Linked DNA regions of Homo sapiens: regions 1 and 3 are each linked to region 2. Evidence: read pairs that join two places in POLR2A ChIA-PET (ENCODE). Cell type or tissue: MCF 10A. All regions are shown on one strand. Links, peaks and the distances in the headings refer to the core of each region. The heading gives the core; the rest is flanking DNA. Region 1 has its middle 60 kb from the start of RALGAPA2. Region 2 overlaps RIN2 (Ras and Rab interactor 2). Region 3 has its middle 21 kb from the start of RIN2.

The links. Peaks named below come from ENCODE experiments on the same cell type or tissue, not always from the same donor. Only the 100,000 strongest peaks of a DNase experiment are listed, where the experiment ranks them.
Region 1: POLR2A ChIA-PET joins it to region 2 with 6 read pairs; 1 of 35 experiments calls an interaction of 5 or more read pairs at or near these places.
Region 3: POLR2A ChIA-PET joins it to region 2 with 6 read pairs; 4 of 35 experiments call an interaction of 5 or more read pairs at or near these places.

Annotation. Positions count from the first base shown.
Region 1 is chr20:20,769,381-20,775,758 of GRCh38, reverse strand. No RefSeq gene overlaps it. Among named protein-coding and RNA genes, the nearest start is that of RALGAPA2, 60 kb to the right of the region's middle. In MCF 10A, for the core only: no CTCF peak of the experiment used is centred there; a DNase peak (open chromatin) is centred at 2,938.
Region 2 is chr20:19,925,130-19,931,507 of GRCh38, reverse strand. The region is part of intron 3 of RIN2 (Ras and Rab interactor 2); the gene reads right to left. Among named protein-coding and RNA genes, the nearest start is that of NAA20, 89 kb to the left of the region's middle. In MCF 10A, for the core only: no CTCF peak of the experiment used is centred there; a DNase peak (open chromatin) is centred at 2,927.
Region 3 is chr20:19,733,843-19,740,220 of GRCh38, reverse strand. No RefSeq gene overlaps it. Among named protein-coding and RNA genes, the nearest start is that of RIN2, 21 kb to the left of the region's middle. In MCF 10A, for the core only: no CTCF peak of the experiment used is centred there; DNase peaks (open chromatin) are centred at 2,970 and 4,540.

The DNA of each region.
Region 1 (6,378 bases), core at 935-5,934, 840 kb before region 2:
ACCTGTAATCCCAGCACTTTGGGAAGCCGAGGCAGGTGGATCACCTGAGATCAAGAGGTTCAGATCAGCCTGGCCAACATGGTGAAACCCTATCTCTACCAAAAATACAAAAAAAAAAAAAAAAAGAAAAAAAAAGCCAGGTGTGGTGTCAGGCACCTGTAATCCCAGCCACTCAGGAGGCTGAGGCAGGAGAATGGCTTGAACCTGGGAGGCAGAGTTTGCAGTGAGCCGAGGTTGTGCCATTGCGCTCCAGCCTGGGCAACAAGAGTGAAACTCTGTCCCAAAAAAAGGAAAAAAACAGTAATCAAGATTGTGTGGTTCTGGCATGTGTGTTTATTGACCATTCCAATTGAAGTGAAATTTGTTGAAAGATAATTCAATTGTGTTTTTTAGCTCAATTGGAGTTTATTTTTGTTTTTGTTTTGTTTTGTTTTTTTGAGATGGGGTCTCACTCTGTCGCTCAGGCTGGAGTGCAGTGGTGCGATCACGGTTCACTGCAGCCTCGACCTCCCCAGGCTCAGGTGATCCTCCACCTCATCCTCTCAAGTAGCTGGGACCACAGGCACACACAACCATGCCCAGCTAATTTTTTGTATTTTTTGTAGAGACAGAGTTTCACCATGCTGCCCAGGCTGGGAGTTATTTAAAAAAGAAAATTAAAAGCAATTATGCTAATACAGTTTGTATTAAAGATATATAAGATAGGTTCCTTTTCCAGATGCTTTTTAAGCTAGGATGTGTTAAAATCCTAATCCCCGGTACCTCAGAATGTGCACTTACTTGAAATAGGGTCCTCACAGAGGTTAAGATGAGATCATTAAGATGAGGGTGGGCTGTAATCCAATATAACTGATGTCTTTATAAAAAGGAGACATTTGGACACGTAGATGGGCACGGAGGGAAGATGACATGAGGAGACACAGGGAGAGCACTATGTGAAGACAGATCGAAGGGATGCATGCATACGCCACGGAAAACCAGATTGCCAGAAACACACAAGAAACTAGAAAGAGGCAAGGGAGGATTCTCCCCTGCAGGTTTTAGTAAATCATGTATCTCAGTGCCACTTCTGCCACATTCTATGATCAAAGCAAATCAGAGGGCCTGCTCAGAATCAAGGAGAGAGGAAGTTGACTGTAGCTCTTGATGGGAGGAACTTTGATGGATCTGTGTCTCTATTTAATCTGCTGCATATGGTGTGGGACTTCTGTCCAGTACTGGCAGGCAGAGCTTGGGCAGCCTGCACTGGGGTGCTAGGTCTGCTGTAGTTCCTGTCCCGGAGGGTGCAATGGAGGCTCTGGTGAGGACTGACACACCCAGGGAGGACATAAACACCCGGCACTGTCAGGAGATGAGGGAAAGGCAGCTGTGGCCAGACTCACCATGTCTCCAAGGTGGCAGGTGGGGATGAATGTCTGGGGAGATTCACATGTTGGGTTTTGCCCACAGGATTCACAGGTGCAGTATGTAGATGTTCACAGAGTCAGAGGGTGTGTTGAGGAAGACCGAGAGTATGATTATGAAATGGAGACAGGGATCTGGGAAGAGAGGAGGATTCCTAGTGGGGCATTCAGGACAACCTGACAGTTGCCAGATAGTATGATGAGGACACTGGATGTGTAGCCTAGTAAGGGAGGCCCAGGACCCTGTACAACAAAGTTTTCCAGCTGTCTCACATTTTTGCCTGGTACTACCCCCAACAGATACACATATCTGAGCTCAAACCAAAGTATCAGTTAAAACATTATGGCCAGGCACAGTGGCTCACGCCTGTAATCTCAGCACTTTGGGAGGCCCAGACGGGTGGATCGAGACCATCCTGGTTAGCATGGTGAAACCCCATTTCTACTAAAAATACAAAAAATTAGCCGGGCATGGTGGCACGTGCCTGTAGTTGCAGCTATTCGGGAGGCTGAGGCAGGAGAATCCCTTGAATTCAGGAAGTGGAGGTTGCAGTGAGCCGAGATGGCGCCACTGCACTACAGCCTGGGTGACAGAGCAAGACTCCATCTCAAAAACAAACAAACAAACAAACAAAAAACATTCTTTATAAGAAATTCATACCATCATTAGCCTTTTAGTTTTTAGATAATTTTAATGTTAAGCAGACTTCTGGGTTTTGTGAGTTTTACTCTGTGTTCTGCCAGAAAAGCCCCTTAGTCAAGGATAAGAGTCCAAAGGTTTATGTTTGAGGTGACATTAGGAAACACTAGCAGGGGATGGGGATGAGAGATGGGAGGAAAACAGCCACTAAAGGCCCTGTGACCAAGCAGGTAATTGCCAAAATCAACTGGGGCACGGAATGCTGGGAGACCGCGTACAGCACATCTCAGGGTGGAGAGAGTGGGGAAGGTTTCCAGACTAATTATTAATCCATTCCCACCAGCCATGGGTGGAGGGCTGCTCCCAAGGACAGAGGGGCCCCAGAGACCCCAGGAAGATTTTGGATTGGGATGCTGAAAGATGCTGGGTGCTGAGCGGATGTGGGGTGTCGGGGAGGGGAAATACCAGAAATGTGTGCTCTAGTGACCAGAAACACACACCTATTGTTTCTTTTGGCTAAGATCTAGTATCTATTCTTATCAGAAACATACATTTTATGAAATCAGCATATGAAAGATCACATTCTCACTTTTGACTTGTGATGGTGACTTCCAATAATTTCTTTCCATATGTTTCCATCTTTCCCAACTTTGAGTCTCAGAAAATACAAATCACTGATGAGCAGCTTTGAAGGCATAGCCAGTATAGTGCAGTGCACATGATGGGGATCGGTAATGTTTTGCCCTAGGCTAAAATTACCTAATTCTTGTTCAATGCAGAGTTTAATGTAGCAGTTGGCTCATAACCCCTCCTTGTACTGTCAAACTTCCACAGAACATTCTAGTTTGGCAATCCTAACTTCTTGGAGGCCTCAGTGACAATGCAAATTGAAGCCCCTGGGGCAAGGATCGCCTGGGCTCATTGTCAAGTTCACCTGATAGGATATTAAGGTGCTACATCCCAGCAGTCTTGCCCTTGGTTTATTGACTTTCTCCCTGGCTGTGCCAAGTTTCCGGAGGCTGTCCTGGTATAGATGTCAGCAAGCTCAGGCTTCTGCAGGCAAAGAGATCTCATCTTACCTTGTCTGAATCCATTAATAATGTCCCAGTCCCACTTAGCCCTCCCAGTGGCCTGAGGTGCAGTTCTGTGAGAATAACCACTTGGTTTTAGTGGCTATGAAGGGTTTGCAATCACATGGGTGAGCTGGCATTTCAGAGCATGAAAGAAAATGAAACCAGCTCAATCTCCCCATAGAGACAATATTTATAAGTTTTTTAATAAAAGAAGAAATCAACCCTCCTGGTCTTAAAATTTGAAATTTACATTTGTCTCATCTGAGTTCCTTCCCCAGGAAACCCACCCTCAGGCACGGAACTGAAACTCACCAGATCACCGCATCCAGAGGATGAGATCCCAGACCCCTCACTCAGCAGCATTGCTTCCCTACTGCTTCCTAACTTCTTCCTGCAGGTAACTACATCTCTTCCCCAGCTACTTAAACCTCAATTTTAGTCCATAGGCGAGACAGATTTGAGACTTATCTCTTGTTCTCCTTGACTGCAGCATCCAAAAAACCTTCTTCCCTGGTAATACTTGTTGTCTCAGTGATTGGCTTTCTGTGCCTCTAGCAATGGGACCTAGACAGAGACCCCTGGTATTTAGGTAACAAAAAGAGACAGAGAAGGGACAAAGGATAAGAATGTGGGGGGTTGAAAAGCAGGAGAAAAGGAGGAAATAGGAGAGAATATCAGAAAGAAAGATACAAGCAATAAGAAAGAGATTTTACATGGGACGGGCTCAGTGGCTCACACCTGTAATCCCAGCACTTCGGGAGGCCAAGGTGGGTGGATCACGAGGTCAGGAGATCGAGACCATCCTGGCTAACATGGTGAAACCCCGTCTCTACTAAAAATACAAAAAAATTAGCTGGGCATGGTGGTGGGCGCCTGTAGCCCCAGCTACTCAGGAGGCTGTGGTAGGTGAATGGTGTGAACCCAGGAGGCAGAGCTTGCAGTGAGCCGAGATCGCGCCACTGCACTCCAGCCTGGGAGACAGATTGAGACTCTCTCTCAAAAAAAAAAAAAAAAAGAAGTTTTACATGAAAGTGTCATTTGATCAGGGCCTTGGCACATGTAGGTGCCCTTTTGAAATGCACATTGTCTCAGTCTGGAGTCTCTCAGAAAGCGATCCTAGGAAACGGATTGGCGTGCAGAGTTGATGTGAGGAGTGAAGCTAAGGACACAATGTATGGAGGACAGGAGTCCATGGGTGTGGTCCACTCAATGCCTGGATGGGCTCAGCTCCAGTGTGAGCCACCAGCCAGAGTTATCCCACCCGAGGGCAAGGGAATTGCATATTCACTCATCAACTTAGAGTGACCATTGTTTCAGGGCCGCTTCAGAGAGATCTGAACTCCCCTGTGCCTCTGGCCTGTAGCGGGGAAGTGCTAATTGGGAATGCAGTGAGTGGCCATCTGCAATGAGGACAGTGGGCATGAAGTAGGGAGGTGAAGTGGCAGGCAGGCAGGGCACCCAGGGCAGGCCATGGGTATCTGCACAATTTCATTTTCAACCTTCTCCTCTTGTAAATCTCTATTCATGTCATTTCAAAGGAAAACCATGATACCATCTCTGACTTGAATTTGATTCCAAAGCTTTGTTACAACATCTCAGAGCAAGGTGACCTGGTAAATTTTCTCACTGGGGAGTTATACTTTTTTTGGGAGAGCAGAACCCAGACAGACTTACCTGAGGACAGAGCCAGGGAGTTGCTTTCTATCCTCTGGTAAACTGGCCTGAGTCATTTCTTCTAGAGAAAGAAAAAGTTTCTATATGTATTCATCCGAGGGCTTTTCAGAAAAAGGTTCTCATTGTTTGAGATGGCTTTTGCAGGCAGATACAGTGGTCCTAAGCAAAAAAGAGTAAAGAATGGGAGTTTTAAAAATTCTGACTCATAGAACAGGCTGTGGGTTACAGTGATTGTATTTTGGGTCACATTGTCAACAAAGTTCCATTACTGAAATAAAAAGCATCTTATATGTTGGTCTTACTTAACAGGTGGTTCAGGCCAGGCATGGTGGCTCATACCTGTAATCCCAGCATTTTGGGAGGCTGAGGTGGGCAAATTGCTTGAGCCAAGAAGTTAAAGGCCAGCCCAGGCAACATGTCAAAACCCTGTCTCTGCAAAAATTAGCTGGGCATGGTGGTGTGTGCCTGTAGTCTTAGCTACTTGGGAGGTTGAGATGGGAGGATTACTCGAGCCCAGGAGGTGGAGGATGCAGTGAGCCAAGATCTCGCCACCGCACTCCAGCCTGGGTGACAGAGCAAGACAAAAAAGAGGGGGGAGGGGAAGGGAGGGGAGGGGAGAGGAGGGAAGAAAAGAAAAGGGCCATTCAATGCCGTGGATTTCACCGGCAAGTTTAACATGTCTCTAAAAGGGATATGACCTAATGGCAGTCTCAAAGCAATTACTAAATCACTGGTTTAAAACATTCATTTGATGAATCTTTGTTGAGTATCCTGTAATAGGTGGACTGTATTCTCAATGCTGGCAATACAGCAGCAAGCCACATCCACAAGGACCCCTGCCTAAGCAAGCTGGTTATCTGGGTGTGTATTACAAGCCAGAAACAAATAAGCAAAATACAGAGGATGTCAGATGATGGTAACTGTGTCCAGAATTGGTGGGTTCTTGGTCTCAGTGACTTCAAGAATGAAGCTGCGGACCCTCGTGGTGAGTATTACAGTTCTTAAAGATGGTGGGTCTGGAGTTTGTTCCTTCTGATGTTCAGACGTGTTTGAAGTTTCTTCCATCTGGTGGGTTTGTGGTCTTGCTGGCTTCAGGAGTGAAGCTGCAGACCTTCGTGGTGAGTGTTACAGCTCTTAAGGCAGCGCATCTGGAGTTGTTAGTTCCTCGGGTCCAGAGTTGTTCATTCCTCCCGGTGGGTTTGTGGTCTTGCTGGCCTCAGGAGTGAAGCTGCAAACCTTCGCGGTGAACGTTAAAGCTCTCATAAAGGCAGCACAGACCCAAAGTCAGCAACAGCAAGATTTATTGCAAAGAGCAAAAGAACAAGGCTTCCAAAAGGTGGAAGGAGACCCAAAGGGGTTGTCACTGCTGGTTCAGGCAGCCTGCTTTTATTCCCTTATCTGGCCCCACCCACATCCTGTTGATTGGTCCGTTTTACAGAGAGCTGATTGATCCATTTTACAGAGAGCTGATTGGTCCGTTTCACAGAGAACTGATTGGTCCATTTTGACAGGGTGCTGATTGGTGCGTTTACAACACCTGAGCTAGACACAGAGTGCTGATTGGTGCATTTACAATCCTCTAGCTAGA
Region 2 (6,378 bases), core at 665-5,664:
TGTTTATATTGATAACATGTTGAAAGAATACTATTTCGTCTATGTTAGGTTTTAAAATATATTATTAGGCCAGATGTGGTAGCTCATGCCTGTAATCTCAGCATTTTGGGAGGCCAAGGTGGGAGAACTGCTTGAGGCCAGGAGTTGGAGACCAGCCTGGACAACATAGTGAGATCGTCTCTATAAAAAGTTTTTTTAAAAATAAAATACTGTTACATGTTATATTATTAAAATTATAAATGCATGCAAAACTGTACTGTATGTTTATAGATACACACATAGACACAAAGGCTATCCTAATATGTATGGGGTTATAATCCTAATCCAGGATAGTGGTTACCTCTAGACAGGAGAAATGGATGAAAGTGTTCACAGGTCAATGGGCTCGGTCACGTGTGAGATTTTATTTATGTATTTATTTTGTAGAGACACTTTCTCACCATGTTGTGCAGGCTGGTCTTGAACTCCTGGCCTCAAGCAATCCTCCCACCTTGGTCTCCCAAAGCTCTGGGATTGCAGATAGGCACCACCGTGCCTGGAAAGATTTTATTTCTTAAAATGAAATGGCGAAATGATGACATTTGACAGTGCTGAGTGATGGGTATTTTAATATGGTGTGTGGTTTTCTGTATGCTTAAAGTACTTTGTAAACAAAATTTTAGGAAAACAAGAAAAAGAAAGGGTGGTGTGTATGAAAATGGAAGGAGTGAAGGGACTAAAAAGGTAGAAGCAAGGAAGGGGTTGAGGGGAGTTTGGGTACGTCTGCTGAAGCCCCACCACCCTGGGACTAGGCCCTGCTTCATTCTGGACCGTGGCTGTGGCCCCAAACAGGAGAGCCACACACCTATCAGAAGCAGAAGGCCTTGTGAGGGAGGGCCGGCCACAGCCTCTGGCAAACCTCAAAGAGAGGACTCCCACCCCAGCAGGAAGCCCCGTCACTGGGTACATTTCCCTCTCCACACTTTGGTTACCTTCACAACCATCATACTGATTTGAACATAAAAACCCCAAATGGCCTTGATTCTCATCAGAATGGGCATCAGTTGATTCCCTTCAGCCAGGCTGTTTTTGTCTGGGTACCGCTCTTGCCGATGCTGTTGGCTGGATCTCCAGACCTCCAAGTTTCCTCCTCAATTCCTTCTCTACATCTGGCCACACACAAGAAGCTGACGGTGTCTGTGGCTGTCACTTAGCGGCACTCCCATGCCAAGTCACCAATCATGCCATGCCACCTATCTCTAGTGCAGAGGAAGGCACCATTGCCATGCCACCTATCTCTAGTGCAGAGGAAGGCACCATGACCCCAAGGCACGAGGGTGGACAAGCACAGAGGTTGCACTTGGCTGGATCGCTGTGGACCCTTCCCTGCTGGATGTGGGGACTTTTTTTTGGTCCCTCGCATCCCCCCCAGCCCCAGCCCCCAGCAACTTTTCCCTCCCCTTCCATTCAGTCCTGACTCACTTGTCCCAGAGTGCAGAGGGATTTAATCTCACAAATGGACCAGAGTTTAGTGTTCCAGGGCCAGTCCTGCCTCTCAGAATCATGTGTATATACCCACTGGGCCCTCCGCCAGCAGCAGTTAGCATCACAAAACACTTCCTCCCCTCTGACGGTTGGATTTTGTCCCACTGAAGGGATTTTGGGTGTTTTTTTGAAGTTGTTTTTGGACAAGTTTGTGTTGATTTATTTGTTTGTTTCTAATTCTCACAGACTTTCAATCTCATCCCTTACACTTGCTTCTTCAAAATTTCCTTCTTTGAGGGCAGAAATAACTTGTCACCCAACAAAGGAGGCCAGTTTTAATGTCAGCTTTCCCATGACAAAGCCAATAGCAGTTGGTGCTACAGGCCCAGTGTGGTGGCTCATGCCTGTAATCCCAGCACTTCCGGAGGCTGAGGTGGGCGGTTCACTTGAGGTCAGGAGTTTGAAACCAGCCTCGCCAACATGATAAAATCCCATCTCTACTAAAAATGCAAAAATTCGCTGGGTATGGTGGCATGTGCCTATAATTCCAGCTACTTGGGAGGCTGAGGGAGGAGAATCGCTTGAACCCGGGAGGCAGAGGTTGCAGTGAGCCCAGATTGAGCCACTGCACTCCAGCCTGGGTGACAGAGCGAGACTCTGTCTCAAACCAGACCAAAACAAACAAACAAACAAACAAACAAAACCCAAAAACAAAAACACAAAAAACTGGTGCTACTAACTGAAGTTTCTCCAGACCCACTTACACAATCCCAGCCTCTAACACATCCCTGTACCTGTGCAGAATTCCTGCAAGCATGGGGAGGGGCTGTCTAAACATCTGCAAAGCTGGTGAGTGAGTGCTGCTCACTACACCCCTGCTCGTCTGTGGACACCTGGGAAAGTGGTGGCAGAGCCACCTGTGATTCAGTGCAGCCAGAGGGTCAGATAGGACAAGGCTGACAAGGCACAAAGTTGGTGAGACCATGGTTCTTACATCAAACACCCAGCACAGCTGCATCATTCCCAGAAAATCCCACAAGCAGTGACAAAGACCCCAACCCAAGGGATAGCCACCTATCCTTATACAGCACAGCAGACCTCAACGGAGGTCTTGCCGGGGCATTGCCTGTGTTTGTTTTTCCCTGCAGGCATGTACAGCAGGACAGAGGGGTGATGTGTTGCCTTTAGAAGCTGGGAGAGAGTGGGCTGCTGGCCTGGCTGGGGACTTCCAGGGAAGAAGAGGGGGTGCTGGTGACCACAAGAGGGAGAGGAAGGCAGGTCAGGGGTTGGGTCCACTCCCTCGTCCTGCATTCGTGCATAACACACCTTGAGAAGCCTGAGGTGTTCACCTGAGTGCTCCTGCATAAGAGCTGGCATCCTGGCCAAGGGCAAGAGAATAACTGGAGAAGGCCCAAGTTCTTTCCCAGCCCTTTGAGGTCACACCCAGGGCTGGGCCTGGGCAAGGCTGGGCCTGCTGAGTTCCAGTCTGGTGCAGGAGTCTACAGTAATTTGTACCATTTTGTAATCATTCTGCATAATTTCTCAGTAGGCGGGGACCTCATCCAAGGGGCCATTCTTCAGGCAGCAACTTGTGCAATTTCGAGGCGGTGTGGCCTGAAGCTCTGACTGGTGACCTGACAGCTGGGAGTAGGGGTAGGCATACCAGCTTTTGGCTCAGAAAAATCTGTCTTCAAATCCTGTCTCGGGCCCCGGTTGGCTGGGTCGCCTTGGGCGACCCATTTGGGTGCCCTCATCCTTAAATCCCCAAAGCTAGGGCTGATGATGTCAAGGGAAGGTCATTGGAGGAATAAAAAGGACAATGAGATTAAAACACTGCAACAGGTCGGGCACAGTGGCTCACGCCTGTAATCCCAACATTTTGGGAGGCTGAGGTGGGCAGATGACCTGAAGTCAGGAGTTCGAAACCAGCCTGGCCAACATGGTGAAACCCTGTCTCTACTAAAAATACAAAAATTAGCCGGGCATGGTGGTGTGCACCTATAGTCCCAGCTACTCCGAAGGCGGAGGCAGGAGAATCACTTGAACCCAGGTGGTGGAGGTTGCAGTGAGCCGAGGTCATACCACTGCACTCCAGCCTGGGCTACAGAGTGAGACTCCATCTCAAAAACAAAACAAAACACTTCAATAGGCACCTAAATACTCTCTAATCCTCTTCCTATTTAAATGATCTCTTGGCCGGGAGCAGTAGCCTACCCCTATAATCCCAGTGCTGTGGGAGTCTGAGGCAGGAGGATCACTTGAGCCCAGGAGTTTGAGACCAGCCTAAGCAACATAGAGAGACCTTGGCTCTACAAAAAAGTAAAAAATTGGCTGGGCGTGGTGGCTCACGCTTGTAATCTTAGCACTTTTGGAGGCCAAGGTGGGCAGATTGCCTGAACTCAGGAGTTTCAGACCAGCCTGGGCAACACAGTGGAACCCCGTCTCTACTAAAATACAAAAAATTAGTTGGGCATGGCGGCATGCACCTGTAGTCCCAGCTACTCAGGAGGCTGAGGCAAGAGAATTACTTGAACCTGGGAGACAGAGGTTGCAGTGAGCCAAGATCACGCCACTGCACTCTAGCCTGGGCAACAGAGTGAGACTCCATCTCCAAAAAGAAAAAAAAAATTACCCAGGCATGGTGGCATGTGCCTTGTAGTCCCAGCTACTCAGGAGGCTGAGGAAGGTGGCTCACTTGAGCCCAGGAGTTCAAGGCTGCAGTGAGCCATGACGGTGCCACTGCACTCCAGCCTAGGTAACAGAGTGAGACCCCATCTCTTAAAATAAATAAGTAACAAATTATCTCTTTATATTAATGGCAATTGTTATTAACCAGAGAGCTGATACTAAAAGACACTTAAAATGGATTCATGTACCTCCCCTCCTGGAAAGAGGCCATTTAATCACCAGCAGCAGAGACCTGGGACTACAAAGAAACAATGTCCGCGGAGTCCAATCTCCTCCTGCCTGTCTGCTCAGAAGCCTCTAACCTAGAGATTTGCCCACTAGGCGCTGAATTTCCCCTAATAGAGAGAAAAGTTGTTGTATGCTTCTTTGCATGCATAGGAAGCTGCAGGGAGGAGGGAAAAGGGAGGAACCCCAAGTCTTGTTTTCTTTCTTTTAGGGTTAGATAAAAGGAGAAAAATTCTCTTGAAGGTCAAGTAAAAGTCAAATAAGAAAGTGCTTATAGCACAAGTCCTGATACAGCGCTCTTCAAATTCCAAGTCTCATTCAGGAATGTTATCAGTGGTTTGAAAAGGGATGTGTTGCTGATATGTTGAAGACTTGAAACTTAGGGTGTGGGAAAAGTCAAGTCCTTGGCTCCCAGCTATGGAATTTCCATTCCCCAAGTGCATCAACTTGGCCTTGAGGTGTGGTAAGCATTTATAATCCGGGAATCAGCTCTGCGGTATCAGATCTACCTCCAGATCCTAAAAAAACCGCATTACCCAAACAGTTCCCTCGACCATGTGCTTCTGCTTGGCTGAGGAGCCTCCTGGTGTGGTGGGTACCTCTCATGTTGGGGTTTTTCTAAACTAGTCTGGAAAATAATGAGCTTCCTCCAAACTTTCAAATGACCTTTGCCCCCAGGAACTGTCACCTGGAAAACAAAAACGTAATGGAGGCTTTTCCCCTTCACTTGCAGAGGGGCACCTGGACAATGATGCAAGCACACCTTTGGAGAACATTGCTTCTTTTCTTTTAACTTTGTGTATTACTCCTCCCAAGGGTGTTTGCATTTATATTTTTGATATTTAATTGTAATTACAAATGTCACAAATGAATATATTTTAATTAAAGAAAATAAATGATTGTACTTAAAAGTAATCTCCCTTGACCATCACCCATAATCTCCTTCACCTACTCAGATGTAACCACTGTTATCAGTTTTGTGTGTATCATCCTTGAATGGTATCATCTGTGTTTTCTCCAACCAAAGGAATTGTACTGGCTTACTAATTTCACTCGACAAATTGTAATGAGGTTTATCCACACTGATACACGAAGCCCTGGTTCATTTGTTGTAAGTGGGAACGGTTTTCCACCATAGGGATATACCACAATCCACATATCCATTCTATTTTGATAGAGGCTTAGTTGTTTCCAGAGTTTTGCTATCACAGGCAGGGCTGTGATGGTCACCTGTGTGTGTGTTCCCTTGTGCACTGTGTGAAACCTCAGAGAAAATGCTGGAGCCTATGCATGTAGCAGGTTCTGAGCTGGTGCCACATTGCTCCCCGGGTGGCTGTGCCCTTCTGCACTGCCCCTGCCATCTGTGAAAGTGTCCACGCTGCTTGTCAATGATTGATATTATCAAACATTTAAGCAGACCAATCTGATGAGCAGAAATAATTTTTGTTTTCATTTGCTTTGCCCTGATTATATTTTTATCGTTTATTTCTATTTCCTCTTGCAAGGAATTGCCTTTTCATTCATCTGTTGCCTATTTTGTGGTTTCTTGATTTTTTAAAATTAAGTTGCATAAGTTGGTTGTGTATATGAATCCATTGTCTGATATGTTTCACATATGATCTCTTTCATTGTTTTTCTGCCTTTTAAATTTTCTTAAGCTTTTAATGATGATAGAATCAAATTTATCCAAGTTTTCAATATGGCCATTGCTTATTGGCCCTTGCCTAGAAAGAAGTTCCTCATCTTGAAGTAATAAAGTCTCCTTTATTTTCTGCTAAGACTTATACAGTATATACAGCTTTGCCTGTTTATATATGATGTATTTATTTATTTGTAGTCCTTTCATTCATCTGGAATTTAGTTTTGTGCATGGTGCAAAGTCAGGACTAGAGAGCAAGGAACAACTACAACATGGCCAGAGCTGGGTTCCCCCAGCCTGTTAAGCACTATACCCTGGGTTGGCTCTGTCTGCCTGAGGCACCTTCTGCAGGCTAAGGAATG
Region 3 (6,378 bases), core at 934-5,933, 190 kb after region 2:
TGGAGCTCTCTTTCACTTAGCATGGTTTGGGGTCAGAAGAACTATGGATGAGGGGTATTGAGGCACACAGGCCTAAGACAGCACCATAGGATTGCCACACCCTCTGGGTGGCCAAAGAAACCTACATGGACCAATGAGGAAAGGCCAGAGGAAAAAAGGGCATCTCTGCAGAGTGAATAAATAATGATAACCACCAGTAGGATGCCTCCTAGGGTGTGGACTGGGGCCGCGATGGGAGAAATGGAATTGACTGATACTTAGTATTCTCCATGGGTCTCCTATGTGGGTAGGTCCAACACACTTGTGTTTTGGAGAATCATACTCTGGTCTCCAAAACCATGGCTCACTGGGCAAATGAATGCTGAGAACAATGGCTTGCTCAAGCTAGAAACTCCCTTGGGGGAACATTTGATGCCCACACAGCAGAGTGGGAAATGGGCCACTGTCTGCCCCAGTTCCCACATGCTTTGTGTCCCTACTCACCTTCCAGATGTCCAAAGGCTGGAACCATGATCGTCCCATCCATCCGGAGGGTGTCTGCCCCTGTCTCACCCCAGCTCCAGCTCCTTCCAAAGGATCCCGGTCCTCCTTGGAGCTGATGTTTCCTAGAGAGAGCCCGCTCCCCTATCTGCCTCTGGCCTGTGCCCTTGGCTATCCTATGTAAGAGCGCATGGCAGCAGAAGCTGCAGAAGCTTTCATCTCTCTTGTGCTTCCCATCCCCACTAGACGGCATCCCTGCCGCCTGGTCTCAGCCCCATCCCCCAAACCCGTGGCCAGCCTCAGCCTTTGGCAGAATCACAGAGGGATCTGATCCCATCCTGGGGGTTGGAGGGCGTATGTGTGTGTAACGCTGGGCAGTGGTTTTGTGGTCCTGGCATCTCCAGGTGCTACCTAATATGGATCTCCCACGGAAATGCTTTTTCAGTGGTAGCAAAAGCAGAGAGTTCTGTTTGTCCTGTTTATAGCATGGCCCCACCCTGGAAATAGACACAGAGGGCTTAAACAGGATTGTAAAATATTCTCACCTTTATCGATAGTCATAACTCTTTCTTGTAAGTAGTTCAGCTCAAATTACAAAGACTTGGTGCATCCATCAACTTGGGATGGTTTCAGGTTAGGATCTGAATCACCACTGTGCTCATTTCCCAGGGCTGCTGTCACAAATTACCACAAATCTGATGGCTTAAAACAACAGAGCCATTTTCACTTACAGCTCTGGAGGCCAGAAGTCCGTAATCAGTCCGGGTTGTTTTCTTCTTGGGGCTCACGGGGAGGACCTGTTCCATTCTCTCCTAGCTTCCGGCGATGGCTGGCAGTCCTTGGCATTCCTCGGCTTGTGGCAGCATCACTCCACTCTCGGCCTCCGAGGTCACCTGGCGTTCTCTCTCTGTGTCTGTGGCCACATTTCCCTCTTCTTTTTATTATTTACTTCTATTTATTTATTTATTTATTTTGAGACGGAGTTTTGCTCTTGTTGCCCAGGCTGGAGTGCAATGGTGCGATCTTAACTCAGTGCAACCTCTGCCTCCCAGGTTCAAGCACTCCTCCTGCCTCAGCCCCTCGAGTAGCTGGGATTACAGGCATACGCCACCAGGCCTGGCTAATTTTTGCATTTTTAGTAGAGACGGGGTTTCACCATGTTGGCCAGGCTGGTCTTGAACTTCTGACCTCAGCTGATCCACCCGCCCCAGCCTCTCAAAATGCTGGGATTACAGGCGTGAGCCACCGTGCCCGGCCCATGTTTCCCTCTTCTTGAAGGGGCACCAGTCATTGGATTAGCGCTTACCCCAATCCCCTATGACCTCATCTTAACTTGATCATATTTGCAAAGTCCCTATTTCCAAAGAAGGTCACATTCACAGGTTCTGAGGGATGGGACTTTAACATAAATTTTTTTTGGAGGGGGGACAATTCAACCCAGAATAGTTATCAAAGTAAATTAAAAGATAATTAAACACTAAAATGTGATACATATTATTATTCTTTCAGCAACAGTGTTGTGAAATTTTCTTAGGCTCACAAATAGCCACTTTTTAAAATACACAAACACTGGTTTAAAAATACTCAGATTACTGAAAAATGGAAAAGTAAGTGCTTTCACCTCTCTTAAACTACTAATTAGTGCATGCAAGAAGAAAAAGAGTCATAAAGGCAAATACTCCTCTATAATAAGTGGCAAAACAAATATAGAGAAATCAGGTTCATATAAGCATGAAACAAATCAGTTTATATCTCTTTAAAAAGAATAACCAAAGTTTGTCTTTGCTGCATCTGCTTTAAAGGTAAAAAATTTCATTAAGAAGAGAGATAATATTTGAAGATAACTTTTATTTTCAAAATTCTTTAATTTCTTTCTTTTTTAAACTGTAGAGTCCCAAAGAACAGAAATGGACAATACAGCATGTGGGTTTTTTTTTTTCAATTTTACACTGTTTTGTATATGTATGACACTTAGAGAAACATCAGAGAACTTTTAATTCTACTGATAAATGAAACAGAAAACTTTTAATTCAGCACAGGAAAACATTCCTGCTTCAGCCTGACCTATTTGCAGAACACACTCAGCTCATTTTTCCTGTATACTTTCCTGCAGCTTTGAGTGAAATGTAGCACCAAGGAGAAAGAAGAAAGGCATGTTTAGATGAAAGGAATTTAGCTGCCTGCATTGTTTCTTTGAATTAATATCTTACCCTGTACATAAGTATACAGTATAAGGCTGATACTTTGAAGTATAGGATTTCAAAAGGGGACATTTTAGGAAGGACAAAGGCTTTTAACGAAATTTCCAGGAAACTAAAGGCATTTCAGGCCTGCTTAGCTGAAGCACTTGTGAACATGCATGTATGACGAATGATTTCAATTGAAACCAGCACGAGTTTCACACAATTACCCAACACTTGGAAATAAAGACAAGAGAGGGTTAAGGTTAGGGTTAAGGTTAGTTTCTCCTTTCAGTGGCATACTGAAACATTGCTCAACAGACGCACCCAAGGATTGTTGTGTGAACTAAGGGAGTGCACCTCTGACTCACTCTTTACTGTTGATGGAGGACTCACACTTTATGAAGTTACACTTCAACATGTGTATCTTGTCTGGGAAAGGCAAATCATTTGAATCAGGTAATGAAGACTGCGAGAGGTTATGAGTGTGGTTGCATTGGAGCTCATTCATTAGTCTCAAATCTAGCACTCTTCACAGTCTTTGTATATACCTATACATCCTGATGTCCTCAACATGCTTTTTGAGCTACATTTACCATCTTACTGATTAATGTGTTAATAAGCTAATAAATCTAAACCTACACTCATTTTAGTTTTCCATGAGAGTAGTCTTGGAAAGATTTTTGAGCATTGTGCTTTCACACAATTTTGGACTTTTTATCTGTATCCTTGTTTTGGTGGTGGACTATAAGAGGTTATGCTATTTTTTATTTCTTGCTAGTTTCTTTTTTTAGAGATAGGGTCTCACACTGTCACCCAGGCTGGAATGCAGTGGTACGATCATAGCTCACTGCAACCTCGAACTCCTGAGCATAAGTGATCCTTCTGCCTGAGCCTCCCAAGTAGCCAGAACTACACTACAGGTGCATGCCACCATGGCTGGCTAATTTTTAAATTTTCTGTAGAGATAGGGTCTTGCTATGTTGCCCAGGCTGGTCTCCAAAGCCTGGCCTCAAATAATCCTCTGGCTTTGACCTTCCAAAGCACTGGGATTACAAAGGTGAAAAACCGTACCCAACATATAAAAGGTTATTAAGGCCGAGCACGGTGGCTCACTCCTATAATTCCAGAACTTTGGGAGGCTGAGGTGGGCAGATCACTAGAGGTCAAGAGTTCGAGACCATCCTGGCCAACATGGTGAAACCCTGTCTCTACTAAAAATACAAAAATTAGCCGAGCATGGTGGCGCGTGCCTGTAGTCCCAGTTACTCAGGAGGCTGAGGCAGGAGAATCGCTTGAACCCAGGAGGCAGAGCTTGCAGTGAGCCGAGATCGAGCCACTGCACTCCAGCCTGGCGACAGAGCAAGACTCCATCTCAAAAAAAAAAAAAAAAGTTATTAATAAAAGCACCAAGGGTGTGTTTTCTTGTGTCAGGCTCTTGTTAGTCCTGGGAAGAGGCCACAGACCAAAACTCCTCACTGCCCTGTCGTTATCTGTATGTAGAATAAAATGAAATGCCAGAATAAAATGCCTCATTTGGTTTCATCTGGATTTTTTTTTGCAAATGAAATTCTGTAATGATGGCCTGAGCAGATGTGAAAGGGGCATTTAGAACCAATTCCCAGTTGTTTTGTTTTATATTTGGATTGGGGTGCAAAATGGGCAAGAGAGAGTTGGGCTGTAGTAAAGGCAACACGAGGTCCCAAGGAAAGGAAAATTTAACCTGAAGGAAAATTCAGGGACTGTGTGAACTAAAATCCAAAATTTGTCATGCAGAGAGCTGTGATTAATTTCTTTCACAAGCTGCAGAAGAACAGATTTCCATTCTCGCTCACACAATTGAACTTGGTAATGCCTACACAACAGATGACTACTGCTACTCCCCTGGGCAAAGAAATTATCCCCGCCTCTGGTGCCCTGTGGGCTGAGTCATCTGCTCCTCCACTTCCTGGCTGTGTTTGCTCCTGGCGTCAAATCTTGCTGCTATCCAGCTGGGTTCCAATGATTATTTCAAAATTAACAGCCTAATGTCGTCCCGATGGGACCCGTCCCCACACTTATTACAAAAAATTGCTGTTACATAAACCACTTTTTTCCTTGTCCTATTTTCTGCCCCCTTTTTTAAATGTGTTGAGTTTCTTGGTTGAGGTTTTTTTTTGTTTTTTGTCCCCCATTCCCTTAGCCCCTTATCTTGCAAGTAAAGCACAGTGTCGCAGGGCTACAGGCCTGTTTTGTTTGTCAGTACAGCTTAGGAACTTTCTATACTAGCAAGATATCTGATGTGAGTCCCCTTCTAAAGAAACAACTGGAATGAATTTGAAAATCAAGTAGGAAACACCTTGAGTTAAATCTTTATCTTTTAATTGAGCTCTCTAGTTTCTCCTCTGCCCCATCAAAACAAAGGCTTATTGGAACTAAAAGATGACCCTTTTGCCCTTTAAACTGTACCAATCTATCCCCAGTTTCAAATGTGTTGCTCTCCATAACTCTTGTCTGTCCACATTTGGCAAGTCTTGTAATACACACGGATACCCTTGACTTAATATAGAGTGACCTCCTGGACAAGGCTTCTGTGCAACCTGCTTCTTGTCTTCTGAAGAGCAGAGCAGAGAGCTACTGGCAGCTCATCTCACACTTGACTATTCACAGAAATCACCTGGGGATCTTGTTAAAATGCAGGCTCTAGTTCAGGAGGTCTGGATGGGGCCTGAGAGTCTGCATTTCTAACAAGTTCCCCAGTGATGCTGTTGCTCATGCTGCTGGCTCTGGGACTATCCTTTGAGAACCGTTGCTCTGAAGCATCCCGTCTGTTTCAGGGCAGACGGCCTCATGACCTTTGCCAAAGGCAGAAGCAATGTTCTCTCTACACCATGGAAGAAACTCTAGGGCCTTTGTTGGCCAAGTCGGCCCCTCAGTACGCTCTGTCTGCTCTGCTCAATATTGGAGCCCCTAATCACATATGGTTCTTTAAATGCAGATTTAAATTAAAGATAAACAAGGTTAAACATTTTGTTCCTCAGTTGCATGAGCCACACTGCAAGTGCTCAACGGCAACAGGCCTCTGGTGGCTACTGTACTGAGCAGCAGAGGTAAAGAACATTTCCATCATCATGGGAAGTCCTGCTGGACAGTGCTGTCCTCCAGGAACTCCAAAAATCATTTCTCTCTCTCTCTCTCTCTCATCAAAGCTGCCGGGTTAAGGCCCACTCACACTGGGTAGCAAAGGCCTGCAGGACACAGGGCTTTCCTTTAGGAATCTGCACAATGAAAGATCGCAAATGGTATGATTATGCTTCCTTAAACCAGTGGTTCTGAACCATGGATACATGTCAGAAATACCTGGGAGTCCCAAACAAAATCTGAGGTCCTGGGGTGTGTCAGACACCAGAGAACCCAAATCGGGATGGGGTGGGGGTTGGCGGCTGGGCCTTGGGATTCTTAAATGCATCCTAGGTGGTTCTAATGTGGACCCAAGGTGAGGAATCACTGCTTCCACCTGAATTTAGTGCCGTGCCCTGCACTGACGCACGGTGTGAGAAGGGCTAGGAAACATTTTCTGGGCTTCTCAAAATACTCTGCTTGTTTTCAGCTCCTCATGGCTTTTTCAGTGCCTCCATTTTCAGGTGAAGTCTCTGAGAAATTGGACTGAAGCCTTTAAAAATAATAATAATTTTAAATTTCTAATAGAGACTAAGAAACTGAGACATCTTCACTGTGA